Linked DNA regions of Homo sapiens: regions 1, 3, 4 and 5 are each linked to region 2. The links are chromatin contacts, found by Hi-C or POLR2A ChIA-PET in ENCODE. All regions are on one chromosome and are shown on one strand. The core of a region is the stretch at or near the end of the contact, and the rest is flanking DNA. Distances in the headings are between cores, read along the strand shown.

Region 1 (4,400 bases), core at 1,739-4,238, 2.5 Mb before region 2:
GGTTTCTCAGGCTTAAAATGTTTACTTAATAAACCAGTGGATTCTGCAGGCCAGTGCTGCCTAACGCAGCACCCACGAGCCACTTGTCACGTCTGAGCACTTGAAATGTGGATAGTATTACAGAGAAAATGTTTTAATTTAACTGAATTAAATGGCTCTGGCCTGACTGGCAAGAAGGTTAAGCTGATTACTTGAAAAATGAACTGGTGGCCGGGGGCGGTGGCTCACGCCTGTAATCCCAGCACTTTGGGAGGCCGAGGCGGGTGGATCACCCGAGGTCAGGAGTTGGAGACCAGCCTGAACAACAGGGAGAAACCCCGCCTCTACTAAAAATACAAAATTAGCCGAGCATGGTGGCGCATGCCTGTAATCCCAGCTACGCGGGAGGTTGAGGCAGGAGAATCGCTTGAACCCGGTAAGCGGAGGCTGAGGTGAGCCGAGATAGTGCCATTGCACTCCAGCCTGGGCAAGAGAGAGACTCAGTCTCAAAAAAAAAAGAAAAACAGAAAAAAGAAAAATGAACACCTGTAGATATACATGTGTTTTTAAAGCAATATTACTTCATATATGAAAACATCCTCTAAGGGGAACAGCAGACCAACTGTGTTTCCCAGAGGGAACACTACTCTTGAGAATTTTAAAAGACCTTTAGTTTGAGCATATCCTAAAGAATTCAAATTCTAGATTTTAACGCATTTCTGAAGACCCACGTGTGTACTTCTCTTGCGGGCACTTTGGCTAATTTTAGCTACTCCATATTCTACGGATTTGCAATTACGCCGCAATGGAAAAGTCTGGAATAAACACCTTCTCAAGCCAAGAAAGCCTCTCAAGTTTTGAGGCGCGAGCTGGGCGATAGGCTAGCACGTGGCGGGCACAAAATGTCTGACGGAAGGTCGGAAGAACGCACGCCCGCGACCCTCCATCTCGCAACCCCCGGAGCGGCCCACCCTCGCGGGCCCTCCGGGAAGGACAGCGCCGTGCGGTGGAGCCCGGCCCGCCCCGCGTTAGTGGTGACCTCAAAGACTAGAGAGCAAGGATTTAAAATGTCGAGCACACCAGGTAAACCCTGGTCGACGAATTCCCACAAGTTCGCGACTTGTTAACCACAGCCACCTGAGGGCACGAAACCTGGCCGCTCGCTTAGCCCAGAGCGGGTCGGGAGGCCCCGCGGGGCCGCCCTCCGCGGGAAAGCCACTGGCCCGCTGGGGCACCCGGCCGCGGCGCTAACTGGCCCGCGCCGGTCCGCGGCGGGGGGGGGGCTCGCGACGGCGGGCAGCCGCGCTAAACCCGGGAGACGAATGGGGCAATTCCCACAGGTCGGACCCACGCCCACGCAGCCGCGCCGCAAGAGGGCCGCCCTCAGGCCCCTACAGCCCGCAAGGCGCGCGGCCGACCGCACCAGGCCGCTCTCAAGCACGTGGGAGGCCAGAGGCCGCCCGGCCCACGAGCCGAGCCGAAGCCCGCCCAAAATCCCGCGCGCCCGGCGCGGGGCGGGGGCGGCCGCCTGCCGTTGCCCTTTTAAGAAGGGGGAGGGGGTCGGCAGCGCGCCCGCGACGGGATGAGTCGGCGGCGGCCGCGGCGCGCGGCTCCCGCCAGTGGGAGCCAAGCCCCGGCGGGGCGGGGGGAAACAGACCGAGGGCTCGGCGCGGGAAGAGGCGGCCGCCAGCCAGCGCCGAGGGCGGGCGGGCAAGGCCAAGCTCGTGGGCCGGCTCACCAGGCGCAGGGAGACGGGCACCCGCCAACATGGCGCTGCGGCGGCCTGTGGCGCGCCCCGGCTGGCGTGAAGAGCCGCCGCCCGCCCACACGGAGGGGCCAGCCTCCCGGGGCAAGGGCAGGGGCCCCGGGCGCCGCCGCCGCGGCACAGGGGGAAGGGCGAGGCCGTCGCCACAACGGTTGGCCTTGGTCGACCCGGGCTGCCCCTGGGAGGCAGGAGTGGGCAAGGCCGAGGGCGAAGAGGGAGCGAGAGAACGGGGGAGAAAGTTTTATTTTTGGGCTTGAAAAATGGCGGGAACCACGTCCTTTTTTCAAACTTGGCCTCGGGAGGGGCGGCGGTTGCGCCACCTCCGCCGCCCTGGCCCGCCCCTCCCCCGCTCCGCGCGCCGGGCCGCGCCCGCCCAGGCCTCCAGGCGCCCGAGGGGGCTTCTCGCTCCCTTCAAAAGAAAAAAGCCCCCTCCTCGCCCCACGACTGCTGACCTCGGCCGGGCCGGCGCCCACGGCGAGCTCCGGCCACAAGAGCCCCCGTCCCGCCCCACCCGCGCCCCTTCCCCGGCCGGCCCGGGGCGCGCGGAGCCCGGCCTGGCCCAGGCGGGGATGGCCGCGCAGCTCCTCGGCAGGCCGGGCCTCCGCCCGGCCGCGCATCCCGGGAGGCTGCAAACATGGCTCCCAGCGTTACACAACCCCCGCCTCCCTCTCTCGCCGCCGGCCACTTGCACACGCGCTCCCTCAGGGGAAAGACCCCGGCGGGCGAAGCGCTCAAAGTTTGCTTTCCCCCACACCGCTGCCTCCCCCCGGCCGCCCCAGGGGCCCGCGGGCGGCAAAGAGTTAATCCTCGCGCGCTCGCTCCCCCCTCCGCGCCCGCCCGCCTTCCCCGTCCGAGCCCACGAGCTGCGCTCTTCCCCGCGCCGGGGCCGGCGAACCCTCAGCCCGGGCCCCGCAGGTGGCCACCATTACATGCAAGTCATCGGGGGAGAGGGCACCCAGAGGGGTCTCTGCTTACAGCTGCCGGGGTCCGGTTCCTCAGCTCCAGGTGGATCCTCCTCTTCATGTCCATGTTCCCCTCTTCCCCCCTCTTCAAACTTAACTTTCCGCGGCGGGGGCGGAGGGGGGAGAGGCGTCCCGGCTTGCGCAGCGAGGGCCGTCGGAAGGGTTTGCTAGCGGCGGAGGCCGGCGGCGCGGTCCTGGGTGGCGGGCGGCGTGCGGGCAGGCGAGCGGAGCCCCCGGAGCCAAGTTACTCACGGGAGCGGAGAGAAACCATGGAGGGAAAAGGGGGCTGGAGCGCAGCGCTGGGCTCACTACCGCCGCCCCCGGCCGCGGCCTGCACTGCGCTTAAACCGGCGACGCGGCGCGGCAGCTGCTCGGCTCCACTCGGCCCCGCGCGGCGCTGCTCGGCTCGGCGGCCGCGGCTGCACCAAGGCGGGGCGGGGAGACTCGCGGCGGGCGGGGCGGAGGCTGGGGAAAGGCGCAGCCCGAATAGAGGAGCGACTTCCTCCCTCTCTCCGATTGCACGTGGGGCGGCTGATGTAAGACCTTTCTCGTGGGTGGGGGGGCTTCCCCGCCCCCCGGCCCCCGCCGCGCTGAGACTCCTTCTACCTCCGGCCCCACGTCGTCGCGCCCGGAGCTGGGCTTGCGGCCCGGGCTGGGAGGTTCGCGGGAAGGGTTGGTGGGAAGCTTTGCAGTCCGGCTGCGGGGGTCCCTAAAACCCAGTCCATCCGGGGAGGCTCACGGGGGCGGCCCGACGCCCGCGGAGGCGCGAGATGTGAAGAAGCCGGGGACAGGCTTTGACGTTCACCTTTTGCCTGCCACACAGTCTGGGGCCAACAGGCCGAACCCCGCTGCCTCCTTGGCAGACTGGCGTCCGTAGTGCCGCCGAGGATCCCCCCCGTCGGGACGGAATCGCGGCCGACCGGCCCTGGCAGGGCAGCTGGGGTCGCTTGCTAAGCCACAGAGCAGCCGAGCATCCCCACCCTGTTCAGGAGAGTCTCCCTCGGTTTTCTAACATTTTAATAGGAGCTAGAGAAGGAAACGATTAGCATTTCTAATAGGGCCTCAGGGTTTCCCCGCAGACTTTTTTTTTTAATCTCATTTATTCCTTAGGGCACCCCTGTGAAGTGTGTAAATTCTTGGTGGTCTAAGTTTCGCTGAAACCTGGCAGGCAGCCTTTGTCATGGTCTGGCCCAAAGGGTCCCAGGGGTTAGAGCACCAGATCGGGATGAGTGTTGTGCTTTGCAGAACACCGGGGAATGACGTTATATTCAGCGTACAATAAGTAAATACATAATGTGTCAAATCAAATACAATCTAAGAAGATCGTACTGACAAGAAGCACCAAAAACTAAGAACAATTTGTTAAAGAAAAACTTGAAATTCTATGTATTAACATGAAGTTTTATGGAAGTTAAGAAAGTGCCCCCTTTCCTATTTTACCTAAGTTTTAGTGGCAAACAACCCAAATTTAGTTGTAAACCAATTATATATCAGCTTTTAAAATACTGAGTGAGTTAACATTTGAAGATGAAAGTTTTAGAAGGAATATGGGAAAAGAAAAACTTTCTGGTAGTAGTTCCCTGACTCCGTTTGTAGTCTCAGCAGACGTCTTTATGACAAGGGAAAATGGAGACAGATGTTCTCAGGGTTACAAAAGGTCTGTAACTAAGGTTATGAGAACCACAGGGCTATGC
Region 2 (3,900 bases), core at 1,351-3,850:
AAACTAGGGGTACTACCCCCCTCCCCCAGTTTTTAAAAAGCAATTTCCAGAAGCAAACACACAATGGTTCGACTTGAAGTGTCGGCATAACCATTCAGTAAGAAAAGCTAGAATAGTAAACCTCTTTTCCTGTTTTGTGCTATTTATCAAACCTAATAAACATCAGGATCGTACTCAAAGATGAAACTGGCAATGTGTGGAGCCGTCTGAGCTCTTTATCAACTCAGTGTCATTTTCCTCGCATGCTGCCCGCCTGCTTTCCGAGTTTCCGCAGCCCTTCCCTGAGGCACTCACAAAATCACGTGCTCCTTAAGCGGTCTGAGTTTTGAATTTCCGCGCTGGCCCGGTGCTCAGGTCCCCCTCCGGATCCCGCGAACGCCCCCAAACACCTCCACCCCGTCTCCCTCTCTTCCTCGGGACATCCCGCCCTGACCCCGGCACCGCATACGGTTTGCGGGTTAGGGGGTCGGGGGAAGGGCCTCCCCCTGAAGCCGGGGAGGAGGAGAGGCTGGAGGGAAGGTGGCCAGGCTGGTGGGGGAGGGGAGATTGAGGGAGGGAGCGGGGCGAGGGAGGAAGGAGAAGGCGCAGGCCGAAGGAAGGAAGCGGGGAGGGGAAACCGCCGGGGAGGAAGGAAGGGGGCGGGGAGAGCCGGCGGACGGGCCCCCTGCGGGAGCCGCGTGGACCGCCCCGGTGGCCGGCGCGCCCCGCCGCAGCCCCCAGCGCGCCCGGGCAGCCAGCGCGGGGCCGCTGAATGGGCAGGGACTCGTGAGCGCGACCATTGGCCGGTCGCGGGGAGGCGGCGCGGGCATTGGGCAGCGTAAGGGGGCCGGTCCGCCTTCAGGAATGTACTACGGCGCGTCCGGCACGTCCGTCCGCGCCGGCTGGGCGCGCGCCTCGCCTGGGCTCTCGGGAGACCGCGCTGGAGGCCCGGAGCCGGCCCGGCGCATCCGCCTCCCTACCTACTCTGCCCCGGCCGCGCGGGCGCGGGGAGTCCGGGAGCCGGGCGCGCGCGCGCACCGGGCCTCCTGGCGCGGGGTCACGTGGCCACCGGAGCTCCGCCTTCTCCCTGCTCCTCCCCCTTTCCCTCCATCTGGGTTTCTTTCTTTCCTTTCCTTTCTTTCTTCTTTTTTTTTCAATGAACATACACCGTGCGCATCTTAAAGCCACACCGCCCCATTTCACGACTTCACTAGACTTCTCGCTACTGCCAGTCCCTCTGCAGTTCAACCCCGTTTAAAAAAAAAAATAAAGTGAAGCAAATCAAGGGTTTGCGGGTCGGGTTCCTACCGCAGGGAGGAACGTAATAACTTGGAAACGTAAGAAAAACACATTCCACTTTCCGAAAACAAAAATTTTTTTAAATAAAAAGCCTAGTTGTGTAGACGTGTCTGGCTCCAGAATCCACCTCAAAGGGTCGCGTGTTTTCCCCCTCCGCGGGAAGCGAATCCCCGGGATGCCTTGGTGACACTGGACGCGGTGTCGGGACGAATCCTCGCGATCCGCGCACAGTTTGTTTTCAATGAATCCAGCATCGGGGCATTTATAATCTCCTACGTCATACTATTATTAAATATAACATGCATACCGAGTTTTGTAAAAAAAAATACTGACTATATAAACATCTGGTTAATAAAAAGGGGTGTACAAATGAACCCAAAATAATCAGGAAAACTTTACTCTCTCAAGGAAACAATTCCGTTTCTCTAAGTTGTAAAAAAAGATTCTGTTGTTTCTCTTTTACTTATGTCACATTCGAGATTCAAATAAAAACGCCTCTGCCTCTACAAGACTGCTTCGGTGTCTGGATTCCACGTTTATAGAACACTGACTCCTTCAAACCAAGACTGTGTTTTTTTTTTTTTTAAGTTGGGGGGAGAAAGCGGCTGGGGGGCAGACGGATTTTAAGAAAGATGGCTTTTCCCAACGTCCTTGCTTTCCTCTTTAACTTTCCATTCTGTTTATCTTAATGCGAGGCGTTGTTCCCTGCAAGAGCCTAAGTCTTCCCTTTAGTTATAAAAGAAAAGAGAAGAGGAAAAAAAAATCTGGCACACACTGGCGCACTATCCAGCACGCTGTCATTATTGGTGCAGGCCTGGGAATGCGAGCCGGACCTCCCAGTATTTGCTGCAGCTTGAGGCCAAGGTGCCTCTGAAAGGCTTTTCTTTGAGGAATTTCAGAAATTGTTTAAGCGCTTAAAAAAATATTACATTTCCCCCCGTGTCTACCGCGAGGCAAATGTTCGTGTGTGTGCGTGCGCGCGCGTGTGTGCGCGCAAAGGCATCCCACAAAAAGAAGACACTGTTGAAAAGAAAAGGAATAAGAGAGAAAGGAGGGGGAGCATTCCTTAATGGAAGTATTGCATGCGAGAAGGTTGGCGCTCTCAGAGGCTGCCCCGAAGCCGAGGATGCACACACTGGGTTGCCTACCTGGGTGGTCTCTCTACTTTGGTGAGCTGTTGCTAAGCAGCTAATAATAGTCATGTTTGCTGAGTAATTTCTGCCCTCCGCGAGCCAATCGCGTCGCAGAAACCCAAGCCATCTGACAGCCCCGGGGGCGGGAGCTCCAGCCTTTTTCTCTTTCGCTCGCTCTCTCCCCCTCCACCCCCTCCCCTCCCCTCCTCCTCTTCTTTCTCCAAATGGAGAGAGTTCTTTTTTTTCTTCTTCCATCTCATCTATTGAATCAAGGAGCTGCTGCGGCCGCTGCCCGCTGCACACACACAGAGCGGAGTCCCCAGGTCCCGGGAGCGAGAGAGGCGCGCTGCACGGGGACAGAATGGTCCAGCGGGTTGCCGAGGAGCACAAGAAAGCAGAGTCCGGGACCGAGCAGCCACCGCGAACCCAGCAGCCAGAGCCCGAGCAGCCCGAGCAGCAGCTCCTGGAGCCGCCACCGCCAGCAGCAGCCACCGCGGGAGCAGCGGCAGCTGCGGCTGCCCGGGCCCGGCAGCGCTGAGACCCGCCGGGCACCCTCGGACCCCGCGGCGGCGGCGGCTCTGCGCTTGCCCTCCGCGGCCGCTCGGGCGACCCGGGAGGCGCCGAGAGAGCCAGCGCGGCCGGCGGGAGCAGCGGGGATTCGCTGGCTCTTTCTGCAGTGAAGGGGTCGCGGCGCGGGGCGGGGGGCGGGTAGGGGGAGTTGGGGACCGCAAGGAGTGCCGCGGAAGCGCCCGAAGGACAGGCTCGCTCGGCGCGCCGGCTCTCGCTCTTCCGCGAACTGGATGTGGGCAGCGGCGGCCGCAGAGACCTCGGGACCCCCGCGCAATGTGGCAATGGAAGGCGCAGGGTCTGACTCCCCGGCAGCGGCCGCGGCCGCAGCGGCAGCAGCGCCCGCCGTGTGAGCAGCAGCAGCGGCTGGTCTGTCAACCGGAGCCCGAGCCCGAGCAGCCTGCGGCCAGCAGCGTCCTCGCAAGCCGAGCGCCCAGGCGCGCCAGGAGCCCGCAGCAGCGGCAGCAGCGCGCCGGGCCGCCCGGGAAGCCTCCGTCCCCGCGGCGGCGGCGGCGGCGGCGGCAACATGGCCTCGGCTGGTAACGCCGCCGAGCCCCAGGACCGCGGCGGCGGCGGCAGCGGCTGTATCGGTGCCCCGGGACGGCCGGCTGGAGGCGGGAGGCGCAGACGGACGGGGGGGCTGCGCCGTGCTGCCGCGCCGGACCGGGACTATCTGCACCGGCCCAGCTACTGCGACGCCGCCTTCGCTCTGGAGCAGATTTCCAAGGTGCATTTCAGACTCTCTCCTCCCACTTTCTCTTCCCTCCTCTAACTCTTTGGGATCGCCCCCGCCACACACAAACACACACACTCTCTTCCTCTCTCTCTCACACACACACACACACTCACTCACACCTCTCCAGGAAAAGCAGCAGACAAATGGGGATTGAAAAATTCAAACCCTCCCTCTGGTCCTGGGAGG
Region 3 (3,843 bases), core at 1,295-3,794, 2.4 Mb after region 2:
GAGCCGTGAGTCAGCTGGCACAGGCCGCACGGTCCGGAGGCTGAAGCCAGGCTCTGCGGCTTGGGGGTCCTGTGCTTCCTGTGGTTGCGAGTTGTGCACACAAACAGGCAGCACTTGGAAGCCAGAAAAGGCACAAGAAGGGAAACCATCTCAGTGCCAGCTCCCGATAAACAAGTCCCTGAACTGTTTTTACAGGACAAAGGAAGATGGCTCGCTCTGGCACAGACCTGGCAAGCCTTCACCACGCCCTACATCCCCTTCCTTCTTGCCAGGCTGGCACCAGGACTATGGACCCCCATTCAAACACCCCAATATGAACCTTCTTATCAGCCCAGACTGATGCCCTCAGCCTGGCATTCAAGGCCCCGTGGGAGCTGGCCCCACCCACTCTCACCGGGCCCTCTAGGCCCACAAGACATCTCAGCCCAGGCTGAGAATACCTGTTCCTTGGTTTCCACCTGGTTAATTCATGTTCACCTTGCTGTTCTACGTGCAAAAGGCCTTCCTGAGTTCCTGTCATCCCCAACCAACTGGAGTCCAGACACTTGGGCATCAACCTCCTCTCCCGAATTTCTTCCAGGAAACCCCTTCTCTCAGTGCTCAGCCCAACTAAAACTGCTCACTCCCCGGCACAGCCCAGGGGGTAACTTGTCAAGCACCTGCCCCACGCAGACACCTCCTCAGCGTTCTGCAGGCACTGGCTCACATGCGCTGCTCACAGCGAGGGCTGGCGCAAGGCAGGACCCCAGTTGGTGCATGGAGGCAGTGAGCCTGGGACTATGGGTCTGCAGCCTCGCAGGGCTGTCCATATGACCCTCCCAGAGCTGTGCTCCATGGGCCTTGGTTCCCCATCCCAAAAACTAAGGGTTGTGAGGGAATGTCTCCAGGCCCAGTGAGTAGACATAGCAGGTAGGAAGCATACACTGGACAAGGTGAGGCCTATAGTCAGAGCCTTCAGGGACCCCTGCCTGATGTGGTTTCCCAGCTCCAGGGTCCCCTTATGCAAGGAAGCTTCCCTGACAGGCAGAAAGGGACAAAGTCCCTTTGTGCAGGAAGGCTCCTTAATGGACAGCAAGGCCTCAGGCTCTGCCAACACCCAGTCCCTGGGACAGGGCTCCCTGGAGACCAACACAGCTCTGAGTTGTGTCCCACGCATTCTGATGAACTCACTAAGGGAATTACGGAATCCCAGCCTGGGCAGGGCACAATTTAAGACTTTGTTTCCCCATCTGTACACAGACGAGATATTCCAGGTGTCCCCATCTGATCATTTTCAAACAGGAATCACCCAACACAGGGTCCAATGCACAGTAAGTGCTCAGAAATGAGAGCCACAAATAAGAAGAGTTAGAAGGGAGGACAAAGGGGAGCAGGTGGCAGCTGGGGTCTCTTGTGGCCTAGGCTGGAAGTCTCTTCTGGCCTGGTGTCCTGGAAGTCATCAGTTTCCAGCCCATGAGATCCTATTTGTGGGCAGGACCTAGGCTGAGACTCAAGAGAGCGAGCACCGAGAGAGGACTAGGGACTTCTGGGGCTACCCTGAGCCCCTGAGCCAATTCTGCTCCATGAAACAGAACAGTAAGAATGAAGTGTAGCTTCTGGGAACCCCCATACTCCCTGGCCGGGCTGCCATGGGGTCCCTTACCAGCCCATCACCCTCATGGGGCTTCTCCAACAGGGGAAGGTCCACAGGGCAGAGTCACCCTGTTTGGGATCAGGAGGATGGTGGGCAGGTCCCCAGACCAGAGAGGCCCTGGGGAGGAAGGCTGGGCTGGGGCCACTAGCGTGGAGCACAACAACCTTGGGGGGTCCAGTCGCTGTCCCCGATTCTCTTAGAACTAAACAGGGGCAAGAGCGTCGTGGACCACCGAAGGAGTCTGGGAGACTCCAAGAGTCCCACAGGAATCACATGCCGCCGAGGAACGCATCGCCTGTCCCGCGACCTCGCTGGGGTGGTTGTAAGGATGGAGCGTTGTTTCCGTGGCCAGAATCACAGCAGGACCGCTGTGAATTCTCTCCGGTGTCATTTCTACCACCTCCTACTCTTTCAGACCAAATTCCCCACCACGGGACACACACACATTGGCAGTGGCTGAGCCCAGACCGCGGCTGTGCAGCCCCACCCTGGAGCTGCCTTGTAGCCCCCGCCCTCTTCGGGCCCCGCACCTGGCCACCACCCATCATGCCCGGCACCGCCTCGGCTGGCACGGCCCCGCCGGGTAGAAGCCCCGGGACACCCACCACTTCGCGGGGGTGCACTCGCGCACCACCGACAGCTGACGGGCCAAGGTCACTCGGCCCCCGCTGCCCAGGCGCGGCCTGCAGGCGACTCGCAAGGCAGCCGGACCCCCGGGCCGGGCCACCCATCCAGGGCGCCCGCATCCCTGCCGCCCAGCCGACCCCGTGCCCACCTGTCATGGCGACGGACACAGCGCCGCCCGCAGTCCCCAGCGGTCTGCCCCGCCGCGCGTCCGCCCCTCGGTCAGCCGCCCGGTCCACCAGCTCCAGCGAACGCCGCCCGCGGGCCGTGCTCGCCCGCCCCTTTTGGCTAGGCCAGCCCCCCGGCTTTGGCTGTGTAGCCTCGGGGACTCTAAACCCCGCCCTTTGACGAGCCCCGCCCCCTACCGTTAGGCCCCGCCCCTTCCGCGCCCGCTACGGCTCCCCCAGGGCTCTAAACTCCGCCCCTCTCACTCGAGTCCCGCCCCCTTGCCGTCCTGGGATAGGCCGCTGCGAGGATCCTGGAGCCTTGCCCCTCACTCGAGCCCCGCCCCCTCCGGCGTCGGCTTCCGCCTCTCCCGGAGTTCTGAGCCCCGCCCTGCACCTGAACCCCGCCCCCTCCGACGACGGCTTCCGAGCCTCAAGGAACCCCCCACCGGGCCCCGCCCCTTACTCGAGCCCCGCCCCCCTCCGTCGTCGGCCTCCGCGCCTCCAGGGGCCCTGAGCCCCGCCCCTTCCTGCTCTGCCATGCGACTGCGGGCGTGGGCGGGCGACTGCGGGCGTGGGCGGGCGCCACCGGACTCCCGCCCCTCCCAGCGTCAGTTAAGACGCCGCGAGGGGCCCAGAGTCCCTCCCCTCGCTGGGCCCCGGTCCCGCCGGCGTCTATAACGCCGTCGCAGCGGCCTTTAACCCCGCCTCTCACTCGAGCCCTGCCCGCGTCCAAGTCCCGCCCTCAAGGCGGCCTCAGCTACGACCGCCGCGCGCCTCCCTGGAGGCGCCCGCTCCTGCCCGGAGCCCTGCCCGTCTTGGGCCCGCCCTTCCGGGCCCTGCCGCGTTGAGTGGCGGAGTCGGGATCCAGGTGGCCCGCCGGCCGGCTCAGTCCACCTCCCCGCTCCCGGCCTCGCGCCCCACCCCTTGGATGAGAAAACTGAAACTGAGAGGGGACGTGACTGATCCAACGTCATACAGAAAGTCAGGCCCTGGGGAGTACAGGGCCAGGCCTGGGGCAAAAGGCCGGTGGGCGTCCAGTACGCCACAGGGACCAGCCAAAGGAGGCAGTGCCCAGTGATGCTTTCCCAAATCCAGGGGAGAAGGACTCAACGGTGTGACCTCGCTCGGCGGGGTGGGGGGGGGACACCTTCTTGGGGGACCCCAGTCCCCCACCTTCAAAAGAAGACACTAGCTTGACAGTGTGACCCGAACTAGAGAGGTCACTTAACCTGCCTGAGCCTCAGTTTCCTGGACTGTAAAATGAGTGACCTTGGGCCAACTCCACTTCCCTCCCGCTTTCCTTCCTGCTTTCCCTCTCGTAGGCCTGGCATTTCCAGCTCCGGAGCCCGCCACAAGAAGCTCCTAGCCCCACATGATGTGAATGCACTGGGCCCCAGCCAGGAAGTGGAGACCCGTGAA
Region 4 (4,111 bases), core at 921-3,420, 2.7 Mb before region 2:
ATGGGGCCAGGCACTGTGGCTCATGCCTGTAATCCCAGCACTTTGGGAGGCCAAGGCCGGTGGATCACAAGGTCAGGAGATCCAGACCATCCTAGCCAACATGGTGAAACCCCGTCTCAACTAAAAATACAAAAATTAGCTGGGTATGGTGACGCGTGTATGTAATCCCAGCTACTCGGGAGGCTGAGGCAGGAGAATGGGAATTGGAGAGCATGCCACTGCACTCCAGCTTGGGCGACAGAGCGAGACTCTGTATCAAAAAAAAAAAAAAAAAAAAAAATTAAAAAAAAAGAAAAGAAAAGAAACTGGCTGGGTGCGGTGGCAGGAGAATCGCTTGAATCCGGGAGGCGGAGGTCACGGTGAGCCGAGATCGCGCCATTGCACTCCAGCCTGCGCAACAAGAGCGAAACTCTGTCTCGAAAAGAAAAGAAATATTTTGTCCCACATTCTGTACTAAGAGCTTCACACATATTATTTTATTTAATTATCAAAACAACTCTAAGGGTAGACAGGTGTAGATCCAGGTTTTGTGGGGACTGGAATTAAACAGCATTAAGGGCCTTCTGATTTTTAAAAAATTACAAAATTATGAACACAAAATTAGGTATGACGATGGTTATTTAGAATGAGAAAATAAATTGTAAATTATAACAAATGAAGAGCTCTCTGGCATTTAGGAGAAATGCTCCCTGGTTGCAACTCCCCACCTGTTAGACTACAAATCCCAGCGACCCATGCAAGTGAACATAAATTTCATTAGCTTCACCGTAAAGTTGTCTGGCGGCGGGTCGGGGGTGGGTAGGAAGAAGTGTTATCTCCATTTTTAGGTTGAGCAAATCACTCAGTATTGCAGAGTGGGAATCTGAAAATTATGCAAATAGACTCTAGAGCCCTCGCCTTTACCCCCACCCTGCTTCTTGTCAATATCACTGAGTGTGCATGAGGGTCTCGTTAACGACGGCTGAGGGGGAGACGATGAAGTAAGAGGAAAGGCTGAACAAAGGGCAAGAGAAAGGCAGAAAGAAGCTCCTAAAGAAAGCTGGACGCAATTGGGCTCCGCAACCCTAATGGAGAAATGCGCCTTAGGAGGGAAGGGGAGAAGTTTAAGGGGAAACAGGTAAAATGAGGCAGAAGTTGAGCAAGTTAGTCAAACCCTAAATTCTTTTACTTATTTACAAAACAGCCTGGCGCGGTGGCTCTCGCCTGTAATTCCAGCACTTTAGGAGGCCGAGGCAGGAGAATCGCTTGAGGCCAGGAGTTCAAGACCCCCCTCTCTGCAAAAAACAATTTAAAAATTAGCCGGGTGTGGTGGTGCGCAGTTGCGGTCTCAGCTACTCGGGAGACTGAGGCGGGAGGATGGCTTGAGACCGGGAGGCGGAGACTGCAGTGAGCTCTGATCGCGCCACTGCACTCCAGCCTGGGTGACAGAGCCAGACCGTCTCTAAAAATAATAATAGCAATAACAAAATAAAAATAAATGTACTGCACCCAACTATGACCCAGGAGTGGCATGGGTTTCCGCAGCGCAGCGGCCGCGCCTGGGCGCCCCAAGCAACACAACCAGCGCTGTCAGGAGGCGAATAGGAGCCAGGACAGAGAGCTGGGGAGGCCACTGCTGTCAGGCGAGGGATAAGAAGGCCGTCCGCGGCGTCACTGACGGGGCTGAAGGAACACCAGGAGAAGAGTGGCAGACAGCTCCGGAGCCGCGCTGCCCGGGCGACGCCGGAAGATGGGCCTCCCAGCGGTCTTCCTTTCAGCCAATGGCCGCGAGATGCGCCGTCCGAGGGTGCCCCGCGCGGCACAGGGAGGGAACAAGCAGCCCATCGGGTGCAAGAAAGCACTATCTTTCTAGGTGACTATGCGAACTACCAGGGAAGTGTAGCTAGGGACAGGCTTCTCTGCCCGCGGTTAACCTAACTCAGTGCCACCACGCCTTTAACCTGAAGCCAGGGAGCACGGCTGCCCTCAGTAAAGATGGCTGACTGGCGCGGAGAAAAAGCCGGAAGCAGCTGGGCTTTGCAGGGAGCCGACTGAGCGCTGCGGGGGCGTGGCCTGGCGGTGGAGGGGCGTGGCCAGCCGCCGTAACCTGGGTTTGCGATCTTTGAGGCGCGCGCACCGCACCCGGTCCCGACTCTGTGGCTTCCTGGGGGCGGGTTCGCCGTCGGCCCCGCCCCCGCCCAGGTGTCTCCCTTTGGGAAGCTGCCCGCCGAGTCTCCGAGATTTGTCCCTGGTGGTCCCGCGGACCCCTCGTCCCTCCGCAGTCTCCGGCTGGCAGCGATGGAGGGCGCTGGGGAGAACGCCCCGGAGTCCAGCTCCTCTGCCCCTGGGTCCGAAGAGTCTGCCAGGGATCCACAGGTGCCGCCTCCGGAGGAAGAATCGGGGGACTGCGCCCGGTCCCTGGAGGCGGTCCCCAAGAAACTCTGTGGGTATTTAAGTAAGTTCGGCGGCAAAGGGCCCATCCGGGGCTGGAAATCCCGCTGGTTCTTCTACGACGAAAGGAAATGTCAGCTGTATTACTCGCGGACCGCTCAGGATGCCAATCCCTTGGACAGCATCGACCTCTCCAGTGCAGTGTTTGACTGTAAGGCGGACGCTGAGGAGGGGATCTTCGAAATCAAGACTCCCAGCCGGGTTATTACCCTGAAGGTAAATTCCTGCAACGACTTTCTCCTTTCCAGCGGCGTGAGGTCCCCTTTTCGCAGGGCAAGGCTGGGCGCGAGTGTGAGGTGGACACAGTAAATTTGGAGTGTCGGTGACGACAGTTCCAAGAACTTTGTGCTTTGCAAAGTGCATTCCCACCCATTTCCTCATTGGGTTCCCACAAGGCAGGGAAGACAGACCCATTTTACGGATCAAGAAACTGAGTCAGAGGGAGATGAAAGGACTGGCTCGAGGTCCATGCGTCTAGAGAGTAGGGTAGCTTGGAATCCCATAGTCTTTCTACCTCTCAGTGCTGAATCAAAACTTTTACTTTTGGGTGTGCCTGACAGTGCAGTTACCTTAACTTTCTTACCTGGGACCTAAGTAAGTCAAAATATGGTCTTTGCAATCCTCTCTCAAGGCCAGGATTCTGATTCCCGTTTCTTGATATTTTGGCCAAGGTCAGTGAATGCTGAGAAGAGACTGGCAGGGATTAGGAAAATAAACACTTAGGTTTCACTGATCAGCCTAGATTGTTCATCTAGGCATGCTTAAACCTGTTTTCCTATCAGCAGCAAGGGGTAGGTTTTATCATCATGTGTAACTGAGAAAGCCTAAAGCAGTAGAAAGGCCACATTCTTTGAAATCAGACGGGCTTGGATTCAAATTGTACATTTGCTACTTACTAGCTGTGTGACCCTGGACAAGTTACTTAACCTCTCAGAACCTAGGTGGTTTGTAAGCATTTGACACATCACAGGCATGTACAAATTGTTGAATTAATTGCATCACCTAGAATACAGCCTGGTACCTAGTGGAGTACTTAATAATTTTTTGTTGCATAAGCACACATGCACACACAAGGTGATGGAACCAAGGTCAGAGTGCTAATGTCAAGAGGAGGTGTCCCATAACTTAATTGGAAAGACAGATCTGGGCTAAGTGTTCTATGGGCATCAGAGAAGAATGTGCCAGGAGATAGCCTTCCCCACCCCATCCCCATCTGTCCACCCCTCCAACCCCAACTCCAGCTAAGTGGGTATCTGTGGATGCCCACGTGTTCAGTTCTCCTTTACTGACTGGACTTGGCGGGTGACCAGGCTGGGGGACTTGGTTAAAATAATGAAACTCAGGAATCCCTGGCCAGGGAAGGCATTTTCGAGGTCATGTGGTTCCCGGGTCTATGTGTCTCTTCCACAGGTTGACTGCTGTATGCAGGGTCTTCAACACATGGTCTTTATAATAGTATTCCATTGTTCCTGGCTCTGCGCTTGGCGGGGTGTGGAGCTAATGCACCCCCACCCCTGGTTCTCTGACAGCTTAAAGTCTGGTGGGAGAGACTGAGGGAGAACCTGCATGCACCCTGAAATGTTCTGTAGAGACATGTGATAAGTCTGTGCAAGAAGGTGTGGTGACAGGAGGAGTCAGTTCCACCAAGTGGAAGGGGCTAGCCAGAAAGGCATCTGGAGGA
Region 5 (3,895 bases), core at 245-2,744, 2.4 Mb before region 2:
TTAACAACGTCTACCATGCCCTCCAGGAGGGCAAATATCTCTTTAAATCTAGTCTTTCCACAGATAAAGCGGGACTATCATTTTTAGCAACACCACCATCTAGTGGCAAGCGCAGTAATTCTGGCCCAGTTTTATAAACACACACATACACACACACGCGCGCGCGCTATATATATATAAAACAATGATTTTCAAACTTGTTTCTCCAGCTGCACAGAGCTGTCCCTCCTAAAAAAAATGGCAGCCTTTTCCAAGTTGTCCTGTAAAAATGACCTGCCAAAAGACACTATATGAATTTGATCAGTTTTATCTTATTTTTTAAACCACAATCTTTAATTATTTGGCTCCTCCTGCTGGTTATTTTCTACCAGAAATCAATGACAAATGGACAGACATGGAAACATCTTTTCATGGTTGTTAGACTTTTCAATCTGTGACTCATATGCTTTTGAATATTTTATACTGCAGATGTTAACAGATAAAAAGATAAAAGATTTTAAAATTTCTCCCAGAAAGAGAATTATATACAGAGAAACTTACTAAAGGTGAGAGACAGCATTACAAGTGGGTAAAAGATAGGCTATCATTGCAAGGACAACTGGTCATTGCATGGGATTAAATGATTCTTGTTAGCTCTTAGCTTCTCAGAGCTGTCCAGAAACGACAATAATCCCCACAATGCACATGGCATGTTGACTCTTATAATTCCATTCTCACTTCAGTTCCGGTAAGGTGTGGAGCACAAGAAACAGTTCCCACTCCTTAACCCCTAGCACATAGTAGGGCTCCTTTATAACATCCACCACACTTGAAATAAGACTTATTTGGGGTTGTTTCTGACAAAGCATAACTTATATTATGGAAAAATTTCCCACCACCCAGGGATAATTTTTTTTTTTTTTTTTTTTTTTTTTTTTTTTTTTTTTTTGATACGAGGTCTCGCTCTGTCACCCAGGCTGGAGTGCAGTGGCGCGATCACGGTTCACTGCAGCCTCAAACTCCTGGGCTCAAGCGATCCTCCCGCCTCAATCTCCTGGGTAGCTGGGACCACAGGTGCCTGAGAATTCTTAACATTTCTTAACGTCCAGTCCTTCCGCTCTGTGTTAATTACATATACACATCCCTTAAAAATTAGGGTCATACTGGACGTATAGGTTACTTAATAATGTTTCGAGAGAGACATAGTTGCGAGTTCTTCATGGAGGTGTGTTCCCTCTCAAAAAGCGCGGGAAGCCGGAGTCGCATTCTACCCTAGGAGGGCGGGCAACTGTAGCAGCTGTGTGTAAGATAAACGAGATTGGGGTCCCGGAGGGGCACACGCCCGGGATAGGGTTCGAAGCCCCATGGAGAACTCAAAGCTTCCCTCAACGCCACCCTGCGCGCGCACATTCTCCTGGGTTCGCGGGACCTCGCCGGCGAGGCCACTGCGCATGCGTCAGGCATGGAGAGCGGAAGCGGAAGGTTGAATGCGTCGGGTGGGCACCTCAGCAACCAGTAGCCATGCGCGGCTTGGAGGAGTCGGGGCCTCGGCCTACAGCGACCCCGTGCGGCTGCGTTAAGCCGGCTCTGGAGACAGGTAACTTCCAACACCGGCGGTGCCACACTCTGGAGAGGTTTAGGCCCAGGCAGCGGACTTCGTTGCCGAGAGGGGTGTAAAACGCACGATCTGGAACTGACGTGCGTCATTCTTTTACCTACGGCGAAGGCACGGGTCACGTGCTGCGGAGACCACGTGATGTGCTTTGGCGAGCGGGATGACGTCATCTGGCTTGTTCCGCTTTGTTATAAGACTTGTACTGTCTGCGTAGTCTTGGCTCAGTAGCTGGAGCAGCTACGTGCAGCGTAGGGGCTTTTCTCTTAGGGGTTTCCTTGCCATAGCGTATGGGAGATGGTGTTAGGCGGGTTAGGAATTAATAAATGCCATAGAGAGGCATCCTGCGCTGTAGGAATGAGGACAGAGAAGGGGGAAAGTTTCTGGGGGAGAAAATAGTTTTAAATTGGGCCTAGAAAGACAAGGCATGAATTTGTTTCTCTTTACTCACACGTTTTCATAGAGGAATATATTAGCTTTAGAAACTGGAAAGCAAATGGAAGAAAATTAAAATAACCTGCCAGAGAAAGCCATTGTCAATATCTTGGTGTCTACCTTCCACGCTTGTTTCTTTGCATACACACTTGGAAAGTGAGGTACTATACGACCTGTTTAGTAACGTTAAAATAATTTAAAAAAAAATCTTAACAGGGCAGTTAATGTTAATTATAACACTTTGGGCCGGGCGCAGCGGCTCATGCCTGTAATCCCAGCACTTTGGGAGGCCGAGGTGGGCGGATCACGAGGTCAGGAGATCGAGACCATCCTGGCTAACACGGTGAAACCTCGTCTCTACTAAAAAATACAAAAAAATCAGCCGGGCGTGGTGGTGGGCTCCTGTAGTCCCAGCTACTCGGGAGGCTGAGGCAGGAGAATGGCATGAACCCGGGAGGCGGGCTTGCAGTGAGCCGAGATCGCGCCACTGCACTCCGGCCTGGGCGACAGAGCGAGACTCCGTCTCAAAAAAAAAAAAAAAAAATTAACACTTTGTTTTGTTATTATTAATTTTTGTAGAGGCAAGCTCTCACCGTGTTGCCCAGGCTGGTCTCAAACTCCTGGGCTTAAGCAATCCACCTGCCTTAGCCTCCCAAAGTTTTGGGATTACAGGCATGAGCCACTGCAACCAGCCTAACGCTTTGTTTTAGATATGTGCTCTAATTTAACCAGCTTCCTGTTACTGAGCATTTAAGTTATTGCCAGTTTGCATTGTTCTAAAAGAAAGCTCTTGAAGCCGAAATGTTTGTGTACATTCTAAAGTTTGAACTTTGTTAAATTTCTTGGAAGTGCTATTACCTGGCCAAATGTGCTTATTTAAAAAAAATTGTTGCACACTGCCGATTACAGGTCTCATATTTTGACAGGAAGGAAAACGCAGAAGCCAGGGCTCAGAAGTCTACACAGTATAGGTTTGGGGAGCTAGAAGTCTAAAGTGTTGGATGGAACAGGGAGGTGGGAACCTTTGGATTCTGATTGTGAAGAAACTTGAGTACCAGGCTAAGAAATACAAAGTCTGTTAACAGTGGAGAATATGAAAAGTTTAAAGTTAAAGAGTTAGCATAACACAAGAAACTCTAGGAGTGTTGAGGATTCGTCTAGAGTATTTTGAGAAGGGGAAGAACTTGCAGTGGGGACAGAAAGCCTAAGAAGGGTAATTTAATAGTACAGGTGGAAATGAAAAGGACCTGAACTTATTTTCAGAGCAAGACGTGTAGACAATCCTGTACACAAAAAACCCCACATTGATTGCTTGCTGGCTTTTTACTTATTACACAGTTAATACAGTTGTAATGTTTAAATGAGGAAAAAGCCTGAGCAGGGACTTTAAAAAGCACTCCTTGCTGGGCACCTTCTATTTTATTGGATGCTTTCCTATTTTATTAGTACTTTTACAGCTTTCCAAAGTAGGTAGTATCCCTTGTTTTATAGATGAGAAAACGGATTCAGAGAGAGAAGCTAGTTTTTCCCATGGTCACACAGCTAGTGTAGTGGCCCTGTGTTGTTTTTATCCTTTCTCCATTCTGAAACCAGTCCTAATTCTCTCATGCTCCTTTGAGGAACCACTTCTCCCCATTTCCATGAGGTTCTTGTGCTGGTTTTTGTCATACCTGTGCTTATTTATCTCTATCCCTGCAAAGGCACCTAGCTAGAATTGTTGATTTACTTGTCTTTCTCTGTCAATGTACTGGAAACCCTTGAGGACGAGAACTGGTTCATATTTGTACCCCAAGTCCTTAGCACAGTGCTTACCAAAATGGTAGGTGTTTACTGTTCTTTTGGGTTTTTGTTGTTGTCGTTTTGAGATAG

What was found. Hi-C counts contacts between places; a loop is a spot of excess contacts on that map. ChIA-PET counts read pairs that join two places held with the same protein, here RNA polymerase II (POLR2A). Pooled maps may share reads with other maps.
Region 1: a map of gastrocnemius medialis shows a loop between it and region 2 (11-fold over the local background). The contact joins the promoter of ANP32B here to the promoter of PTCH1 in region 2. A Hi-C loop is called at or near these places in 1 of 168 maps with a recorded cell type or tissue (gastrocnemius medialis), 3 of 37 single-sample maps with no recorded cell type and 13 of 50 pooled maps.
Region 3: a pooled map shows a loop between it and region 2 (16-fold over the local background). The contact joins the promoter of CARD19 here to the promoter of PTCH1 in region 2. A Hi-C loop is called at or near these places in 3 of 37 single-sample maps with no recorded cell type and 5 of 50 pooled maps.
Region 4: a map of naive thymus-derived CD4-positive, alpha-beta T cell shows a loop between it and region 2 (12-fold over the local background). The contact joins the promoter of TBC1D2 here to the promoter of PTCH1 in region 2. A Hi-C loop is called at or near these places in 1 of 168 maps with a recorded cell type or tissue (naive thymus-derived CD4-positive, alpha-beta T cell) and 8 of 50 pooled maps. POLR2A ChIA-PET finds 5 or more read pairs at or near these places in 1 of 52 experiments (GM12878).
Region 5: a loop to region 2 is called in a pooled map, with 8 times the contacts of the local background. The contact joins the promoter of TRMO here to the promoter of PTCH1 in region 2. A Hi-C loop is called at or near these places in 1 of 37 single-sample maps with no recorded cell type and 8 of 50 pooled maps. POLR2A ChIA-PET finds 5 or more read pairs at or near these places in 1 of 52 experiments (activated CD4-positive, alpha-beta T cell).

The regions. Positions count from the first base shown.
Region 1 is chr9:97,981,929-97,986,328 of GRCh38, reverse strand. ANP32B (acidic nuclear phosphoprotein 32 family member B) reads right to left here and starts at 2,988. Exons shown (of 7, transcript NM_006401.3): 1 at 2,720-2,988. The coding sequence starts at 2,773. All of the region lies in intron 2 of LOC124902226 (a long non-coding RNA gene), which reads left to right. LOC124902225 (a long non-coding RNA gene) reads right to left here and starts at 893. Exons shown (of 2, transcript XR_007061685.1): 1 at 808-893. RefSeq lists silencers at 1,659-1,888, 1,919-1,968, 1,979-2,178, 2,249-2,328, 2,519-2,608 and 2 more and an enhancer at 2,236-3,118.
Region 2 is chr9:95,507,966-95,511,865 of GRCh38, reverse strand. PTCH1 (patched 1) reads left to right here and starts at 2,600. Exons shown (of 24, transcript NM_000264.5): 1 at 2,600-3,705. The coding sequence starts at 3,505. RefSeq lists silencers at 361-410, 631-1,070, 3,345-3,664 and enhancers at 1-433, 434-1,197, 2,151-2,700.
Region 3 is chr9:93,094,918-93,098,760 of GRCh38, reverse strand. CARD19 (caspase recruitment domain family member 19) reads right to left here and starts at 2,544. Exons shown (of 6, transcript NM_032310.5): 1 at 2,409-2,544. The coding sequence starts at 2,415. It overlaps LOC101927993 (a long non-coding RNA gene), which reads left to right and starts at 3,251. Exons shown (of 4, transcript NR_188444.1): 1 at 3,251-3,393; 2 at 3,747-3,843. RefSeq lists enhancers at 244-313, 3,507-3,556 and silencers at 2,187-2,296, 2,317-3,066, 3,087-3,396.
Region 4 is chr9:98,253,708-98,257,818 of GRCh38, reverse strand. TBC1D2 (TBC1 domain family member 2) reads left to right here and starts at 2,170. Exons shown (of 13, transcript NM_001267571.2): 1 at 2,170-2,646. The coding sequence starts at 2,278. RefSeq lists an enhancer at 1,446-1,935 and a silencer at 2,106-2,155.
Region 5 is chr9:97,920,099-97,923,993 of GRCh38, reverse strand. TRMO (tRNA methyltransferase O) reads left to right here and starts at 1,494. Exons shown (of 5, transcript NM_016481.5): 1 at 1,494-1,576. The coding sequence starts at 1,501. RefSeq lists an enhancer at 1,442-1,891.